Linked DNA regions of Homo sapiens: region 2 is linked to region 1. A link is a loop called in an ENCODE intact Hi-C map of the cell type or tissue named here. Cell type or tissue: GM12878. All regions are shown on one strand. Links, peaks and the distances in the headings refer to the core of each region. The heading gives the core; the rest is flanking DNA. Region 1 overlaps MACROD2 (mono-ADP ribosylhydrolase 2). Region 2 overlaps KIF16B (kinesin family member 16B).

Region 1 (4,394 bases), core at 261-4,260:
GAGGCTGGAGCTTTATTAACTTCAGGAGAAATCTGCCTCTGGGGTTCTACATGCTGATGATCCAGTTCATAGTCCACATTAGTGCCTCCCAACTCAGGGGTGGCCAACCATTAGAAATTTACCTCTTGGGGCCTTAAAAGTTTAAGTCTTCTAGAGTCTTGTCATAAATGCAAATTCTCCTAAATGAGACCAGAGCTTAAGGTGTTATTATCCTACAGGGGGCCTAATAGGTGCCAAATAAATATTGAATTAATTAATTAATTAAAGAGGTAAATGGAAGCCTCATTAGTGATGCAGAGAGTGAAATGTGAAGAGAGAAAGAGTTTCAGGGACACTAAGTGAAAACAAAAAATATTGAGAAGGCAGGTGCACAGAAAATATGAATTGTCTTCTTCAGAAATCCCTTTAGGAGCTACCTGCCCAAGATGACAAGGTCACATAAAGGTCCTCAGTAATTATAATGACAGCTGCTCCAGAAAATTCTAAAAGACAGGAAGGTGGCCCCTAAGCATATAATCAAATCTCCACCAGGGACAATTTGCAGAAGAGATGATAATCTTTTCACTGACTATTCACTGCTGACTATCATCTTACTCAAGAATTCCCCTAATGGCAAAGCAGTATTTATCAGTAGTTAGCCATTTTCCTTCAAAATGTATTTAGTTTCTATTTTTCAGTTAGGGACAAGACATAATCAGCTGCAAGGGAGCCATAGCGAGATGGTGGGTCAGCAAGGTGAAGGGACAGCTAAGGAATGGGTGGACTGAAGGCCAAGAGAGGATGATACAAGGTCAAGTACTAAGGGAAAACCTTGCTCAAGTTCGGGAAGAGAAACCTCATCCAAGCCACGTTGGGCAGGCCAGCCTGGCCATGCATGCTTAACCATATCATCTGCATGAGGAAGGGTCATGGGAAGCCTCTCTCTGGAGGGTTACAATATTGAACATCTTTTAACCAGAATTCCATGTGTGTCCCACAGAGAATTGTGAAGGCAGTGATTTATAATCCAATGAAATCATTTAACAATATATAATAAGCTCTCATCTGAACCACATGTTCAGTCAACAGGATTTGAAATGAATGTTGCTGAAAATTGTGCCAGCTATTCAGAAGATGCTGTGGCTCTGAAGTGTTAAGGGAGCTAATTCAGATGGCATTCCTCTTTTGAGAAGACAAATTGCAGAAAGAGAAAAGTTATCAACTTTTTCATGGTTGGCTGCTTCATATTCCCCAAAGTCTGGGGAGAAGACTGTTTTTTTTCCCGTGGGGAGTTCATGGGTGGAGACTGCAGCCATGACTCTGAAGGAAGGAAGGTCAATCATGCATTTATTTGTTCATTAGTTAACTCATTTATTTATTCATAACTCTTGAAAGAGTCCATGATTCTCATAGTCTGATCTCTGTACTCACACAAATAAACACAGTTCAAAGCCAGTAAGGAAAAAGGGAAGGGAATTTCAATTTATTTATTTATGTATTTTGAGATGAGTCTCGCTCTGTCACCCAGGCTGGAGTGCAGTGGCGCAATCTCAGCCCACTGCAACCTCTGCCTTTCGGGTTCAAGCAATCCTCTGCCTCAGCCTCCTGAGTAGCTAGGATTACAGGCGCCCACGACCACACCTGGCTAATTTTTAAAATATTTTTAGTAGAGACAGGGTTTCACCATCTTGGCCAGGCTGGGTCTTGAACTCCTGACCTCATGATCCACCCACCTCGGCCTCCCAAAGTTCTGGGATTACAGGCGTGAGCCACTGCGCTGGCCCTCAATCTATTTTTAAATAAAACTTTAATCTGAAAGAATTCCAATTCAGAAATGATGCTTCTTGGGTATCAACAAGATCATAAGTCTCAACAGTCAACTTCTTTTCCATTTCTTTTTTTCTCTGCTACAATTTCTGAAATCCTGCACTAATCTTGAACACCTGTTCTCAAACCAAGCAAATCAACTCAAAAGAAACTAAAACTCTCCCCTCTCTCTTGTCAAACCTCAGCTTCTTCCTCTCTTTCTCTTCCTCTCTCCTCTCTTGAATATATATTATTCTGATTTCACTCACTAACTTTTCACACTCATCTGCCACCTACTGATGTTGTTAGGACTTTCTCCTCAGTTCAGCTAAAAACTGGGTTCTTGTCACATGACCAGGAAAGATTAGGTTCGTGGACACACAGAAGGGTGAGAAAAACAGAATTTATTGGGCCAAACAAAACAAAACAAACAAACAAACAAAACTCTCAGCAAAGCGAGAAAGATTCCTGTTCACAGGCCCCCATCTCACTGATTGAATCCCAGGTCCACCCAGGAACCGGAGAGGCCAGGCTCCTCCCCACCTCCGCAACTGGCAGGAACTTCCCAAGGCCCCGTCCCATCCTCCCAGTGCTCAGGTCAGTCGGAAGTTCTCTGGGGAGCCATTTTTACTTGGCTGTCTCAGTGAGACAGTTTTCTACCTAGTTTTCAAATCTGAGCAAGAAAAGCCTAGAAATCTGTTGAGGGGAGATGAGGAGAGTGACAGGATAGTGGTCTCTACCTGGGGGTTGAGTCAGAGGCTGGGGCATGCTTAGTGAATGTCTGACGCCATCCCATGTTTATTCAATATCTTGGACAAAGGTTTTGGGCTCCTATTTTGTGCCAGCTTGCATGCCAGACTCTGGGGAGACAAAGGTTTTGAGCTCCTATCTTGTGCCAGTGTGCATGCCAGGCTCTGGGGACACAAAGGTAGACAAGGCACTGTCCCTATCCTCCAGAAATTGAGCAGTCTGGTGCAGAAGGCAGAGAAGCAAAGAACAAATTATAATGGCCTGTGAGAAACACCCTTCCAGATTTGAGCAGAGACCTCTGGGGGACCCTTCCCTGGGGGTAGGGAGGTAAGCGCTGGTGAGACTTGGGAAAGTCTTCTGGAGAGAGGTGACCTCTGAAGCAAAGTTATTAGGGGTTGGCCAAGTTGGAGTGGGGATGCAGAGGAGAGGGGGATGGAATGACTGCTTTGCAGGTAGATTTTTAAGGGATCGTGAAGGACGTAGAGGTTTTTCACTGCAGGCCTTGCATGCTCTTGTCCTTAGAGCTGGTCCTTCCTGCCCATCCCCTCTTGCACATGGCTTTAGCCCCTAGTTGTTTCTCTCCACTCCTACTAATAAAATCCACATTATTTGCACAATGGCTGCTAAGCCACAAGAACAATTCCTCTAAATGCCTTCTCATGCCCCCCGCGCCCCTGCCCTCTAGAATACAGGCTTGTGCGAAGGGCGTCTGGATGAATGTCTTGCATAGAAACGGAAGCAGAGTACCCTATTTAGGTAACCATGAGTAGTTCTGTGTGGCTAAACCCAAAAGTAGAGGATGGGGACAAAAGTGGTAGAGACAGGGTCACTGAGGTAACCAAGAGACATACAATTCATGGGAGGTCTTGAAAGCCATCTTTAGGATTTGGACTTTGTCCTGGGAGTGATGGGGATTCACTGAAGTGTGTTAAGCAAGAGAGTGGCATGGAATTGAGATTTGGAACATTTGTGGTTCAGAGAATGGTTTAGAGAGAAAGAAAAGTGGAAGCAAGAAGAACTTTTAGGAGATAACTGCAGCTGACCAGGTAAGAGAAGAGCTGCTGAGGATCCTGATTATACCTACTTAGAAGGAGTCACATCCTTTCTCCTTTAACTGTGTAATTCTTTGCCTGGCTACACTTTAGAGTGATTTTGTATCATTGGCACAATGAAGGTCACATCGTTGGTAGTCAACACAAGTTCATTGTCTTGAATTGAACTATTTTAGAAGCAACCAAGACCCAGGCTTATCTTAGTGACGGATAGTGCAGGAAGGTGCTGTCCTCAAAATCTGAAGAAAACTTGTATCTTTTCACTTCCCATTGCTCTGATTTAAAAAACTAATAATAATTATAGCTGCAAAACTTTTCACATGAACATGTAGTACTGTGTTTACTAAAGTTTGCAATTGTGGCTTATGAATCTTTAAGTTTATTAAGAGACATTTCTAAAAAAAAAGTGATCCACATTCTCCAATTCTGCCACCATCTGGGCAATCAATGTAAATATTTACAAGCAAAGTCTTAATGTAAAGATTGGGGTTTTGAAGTATTTTGAAACCCGATCATATTGCCTGTCAGAATTGCCTGTGGTTTCCCTTCATTGTGTTTTCTAACAAAGCCTTTGAACATGCATGTAACACACTGAGGGAATGTTAGCAGATGCTAAAACATTTTGTTAGCTGATTTATTAAGCTATTGAGGGTCATTCTTTGAAAAATGAGGAGAGAAATGCAGACACAACAGAAGTTAGAGAAATCAGAAATCAACCTTTGGAACAATGATAGCTGGTAACTTTTTTTTTCTTTTGGTTAACATAGCAACCTAATTCAAAACAGAGCAATATCTGTGTGCATGGTT
Region 2 (4,394 bases), core at 209-4,208, 1.2 Mb before region 1:
CAGGTGAATTGTCCCAGTATTTAATATCCTCAGCCTCTGGGCACTCCTCCAGCTCTCTCCTGTTCACTCCACTTCAGTTTTGCATAAACTTGCCATCCCAGTCATCTTGGAGAGCTGTCACTCACACAGTCACCACTTGTCGCAGATGCCCATCGGTACCTTCTGAGGTCCTCGGGGTATTCCATTGCCGTGGTCTGGAGCCATCCCAGCTGTGGTGAGTCTTTTGGGTTCTGCTTGCTTCATTTCCTTTCTCTCTTCCTTGTTGAGTTTGACTACTCATTCTGCTGCTCTGCTTCCTCCCCCTTTTATCTCTTTGTAGCTGTTACCTCTAAGCCATAGCTGTTTCTCTTCAGCCAGGTCAAAGTTCTTCCTGCCAAGTAAGAGAGTAATAACCATAATTATAGTAGAAAACGCCAGGCATATTTTGAATTATTTAGAGTTCTTTCTTCATCTTAGAAAACTTTTCAGCAAACATTCCCTGTAACCTAAACAAAGACCTAAAACTTACTCTGTTGGCAAATCCTCACTTACCCAGAATGTTTATGACTATCTTGGTTTAGCAATAAACCCCCTTAAATAACATGATTTCTGAACGTCTTTATTAAGAGACTTTAGATGATACTTGCTGGTTTAGGAAGTGCAGAGTCATAGTGGATGTGATTTAGTACATCTTTGATTCAGGTCAGGAGTCATCATCTAAACATCTTAAAGAGGTCTTTTACTCTATGCCGATTTCAATGCAAACCTTGTTTGTTGTTTGAGTCTTAAGGTGTCTTAACACTGTTCTCCTCAGAGTACTGTGGCACTGTGTGGCTTAAATAACTAAAGCAAGGTTTAGAGAGATCTTAGAGATCATCATCTTCATAGAACATAGAATGTTAGAACAAGGAGCCCAGGAAGGAATCCAGGCTAAACTCCTCACTGTCTTCCCCACCTTTTTTTTTTTTTAAGGAGAGAAAAAAAAAAAACCCACAAGGAAATTGAAGGCAAGAGAAATTAAATAACTTGGTCTCAGAATTTTTTAGGTAGACCCAGGGCTAGATTCTGTTTTCTCATTTCTAATCCAGTGCTCTTTAATTATGCCTTATTTACCTTTAAAAACGGTATCCAGGCCCGGCGCAGTGGCTCACGCCTGTAATCCCAGCACTTTGGGAGGCTGAGGCGGGCGGATTATGAGGTCAGGAGATCGAGACCATCCTAGCCAACATGGTGAAACCCCATCTCTACTAAAAATACATGGTGTGGTGGCACGCGCCTGTAGTCCCAGCTACTCGGGAGGCTGAGGCAGGAGGATCACTTGAACCTGGGAGGCGGAGGTTGCAGTCAGCCGAGATTGAGCCACTGCATTCCAGCCTGGCGACAGAGCGAGACTCTGTCTCAAAAAAAGTAAATAAATAAAAAAGATATTCAAACACCTTTGTTGTCATAACCGGAATGATACTTCACTTTGGTGAGGGGAATATGGCTATCCTGCATCTTTTAGAATCTAATTTTAAGATGTAAAATTTGGAGACAAGATTTAGCCCATGATATACCTAAATCAGAAACCATTCTATAATGGGCTCATTTGCATTTAAATTGTTCTCCTTTAGAGATTTTGCGAGTTGATTTTGAATAAAGGGCTTGTATTTATTATTATATTAAGCCAGATTGCTTTTTGTTAAATTTAACAAGATGTCTTTTAATGTCTGCAAAATCCTCTGACATTCCAGTCTGCTGTTAGTAAGTAAAGATATGTTTGCATTTAAAACAAAACTATTGGAGAACAAAATGATTTCTTCACTTTAACAAAACAAATGTGTCTTTTCAATGGGTTAATCTTATGAGATATTTTAAATATTGGAGTATAATACAATTGACAATTGGCAATCCCAATTATGGGAAAAGCTGTTTACCTTAAGAGCTATATATATATTCCTGTTTTATAATATGCATTTAAATACAATAGTAATGGGAATAAATGTTGTTCTACAGACTGCGTTTTAGTTTCTTAACACTAGATGTCACTGTAGATAGGAAAACACGCTCTGCCTGTTTGTATTTGTTGCAGGGCCCTTGGTAGTGGAGTTGTCTGAAGACGTGACAGATACCACTGTCAATACCATGGAATTGGGCCTGGTTGCTGATAATTACTGGATGCAGAATCTGTGTGAGAGATAAATTGTGCAGAATTTAGTATAAGTAATCATTCAGCTGGAATGTCTTCTTGTAGCTAGTTTGAGAATTGCTGCAGAAAGATGAAAATGCATCTTCACATTTCTGGAGTTCTTTTAAATAATTTTTCTAATCTTGCTTCAAGAGCAGAGTACCAGGGTAATATCTTACAGCTAAAAGGTTTTTGAAAATTGGGTCTTAGGTAGTCATTTTGATTAGCTTGCTATTAGAAAGCTTTTTGTGTCATTTACTTGTATTTGCCACTTAAAAGACTTTTCTTGTAATATCATTTCTTCTTTTACCTCTCATTTTCCTCATCTTCAACTGTGGAAGTTCTTAAGAGAATTAAAATGTACAATTCCTTGTACAATTATTTCTGTCATCCTTCGTTGTACATTTGGTAACGTCCACTCTAGCCAAGTAACCTCTGCGTTGGTTCCCGGCTGATCTGTGGAGCCAAGAATCTTCATAGATATTCAGATCGAATTTCTCCCAGCTCCTTCCTTGTTTACACAGAAACAGAAAGAATGTACTGTCACAGTTAGTGGTTGAGAAGTGGTGGAGAATATCAGTTAAGGACATGAACTCTGGAACCAAATTCTATGTAATCCAGTGCTGGCTCTGCTGGTTGCTGGCTGTATGACCTTGGGTGACTTAACCTCCCTGCACTTCAGCTTCCTGATGGGTAAAATGGGGATAATAGTACCTAACTCATCGGGTTGTTATGAGAATAAAATGAGTTCTTTGTGAAAGCTTTGAAAGCAGTGCCTGGCACACTAAATACTCTTATGTCAGTGCTTGTTAAATAACTTTAGGTTCAGGCACTCTATGGGAACTTTTACAAATGCTAAATTCTTTGAAGAATATTCAGTTCGAGATGAAGAAAAATATTTCTGAAACTTAAGAGTAATGTTTTTCTCTTGTGAAAGAACTGGAGACAAACTATGATGGTCATTATTGTCACTTCATTCATTCATTTAACTTTTATCGAACACTTGCTTGGTGAGAGGTGTTGTGTGAAAATGAATAAGACTCTTTTTGTCTGGTAGAGAAACCAAACATAAACAGATAATGAAATAAATTGTTGCAGGTGCTAATTAATAAGAGTTAACTGGATCAGGGAGTGCATTTGGCTGCAAGAGCAACCTGAGAAAACATATCCTAAGGCAGTTAGAAGTTGTCTCTGTTTTTCCCTCACCAAAAACTACAGAACTAGGCTGACTGCTGGTGGCCTGGGTTTAGTGGTACATAGTTGCCAGAGCTGAGGTCTATGTAATTCTCTTGGTCTCTCCCTTATGGTTTTGAGACATTTTTGTGACCACATCATCACATCTAAAATTTGTCAGGAAAAATGGGGAAGGGCAAAGGAGTATATGTTAGTTGAGTTTACTCCTCTTTTAAGCCCCGCTCAGCAACTTCTATTTATATTTCATAGCAGACCTATGCCACATGATGCTTCTTGCTTGCAAGGAAGGCTAGGAAGTTGTTTCTTCAGCTGAGTATATTGCTGTCCTCAATAAAACTAACTTTCTGTTCATAAGGAAGGAAGGGAAAGCAGGAGGCTATCCTGAGCATAAGCGCTTGCTATGTGCCAAGCACTGCCCTAAGCACTTCACATGTTTATGTACATTGGAATTGCATAAAAATCCTGCAATGTACAAATTCGTTATTCTATGTTAGGAAACAGAGGCTGGAGCGGGTAAGAAACTTGACACAGCTAGTAAGTGCCAAGGCCTGCTGAAGGCCAGTGTTAGGATTGGTGGGGTCACAAAGGGGGGCGTGGTCAACAGGTTAGATATTTTGGAAGGTGACAGCAAGGATGTCAGGAGGGGTTCAGAGAGAGTTGACCCGGAGGGTAGCCATGGAAACACATAGATGTTAAGAGTCCTGCATTGGGCAAGAAGGACTTTCTGATGGCCTGAGTTCAGAAAACTCTATTACCTGAGGAGGTGGAGCTTTTGGGAACACTGAGTGAGCTTGGAGCAGCAGGGAGGGAGGAAGGAGATGCCAAGGCTGGAAAAAGAGCGTGGATTAGATCATGTCAGAGCTTAATTTCCCCATTAAAGTTCTTACTGCTTCATTATTGCTTCGGGAAAAATACTCAGAGCTCATTTACATTCTGGACATTTATTCTGAAGACATTTTTCCAGTTTAGTTTCATTATCTGAGCCATCAGTATTTCTTTTGAAGTGTCTAAGTACTGTATTGAAATTTCTTATTCGTTTCTCTCATTTCACATT

What was found. Peaks named below come from ENCODE experiments on the same cell type or tissue, not always from the same donor. Only the 100,000 strongest peaks of a DNase experiment are listed, where the experiment ranks them.
Region 2: a loop joins it to region 1, with 8 times the contacts of the local background. A loop is called at or near these places in 2 of 110 quality-filtered maps.

The regions. Positions count from the first base shown.
Region 1 is chr20:15,265,739-15,270,132 of GRCh38, reverse strand. All of the region lies in intron 6 of MACROD2 (mono-ADP ribosylhydrolase 2), which reads right to left. Among named protein-coding and RNA genes, the nearest start is that of MACROD2-AS1, 340 kb to the right of the region's middle. In GM12878, for the core only: no CTCF peak of the experiment used is centred there; a DNase peak (open chromatin) is centred at 2,015.
Region 2 is chr20:16,473,763-16,478,156 of GRCh38, reverse strand. The region is part of intron 12 of KIF16B (kinesin family member 16B); the gene reads left to right. Among named protein-coding and RNA genes, the nearest start is that of KIF16B, 97 kb to the left of the region's middle. RefSeq lists a silencer at 1,968-2,203. In GM12878, for the core only: a CTCF peak has its summit at 1,999 (motif pointing right); a DNase peak (open chromatin) is centred at 2,036.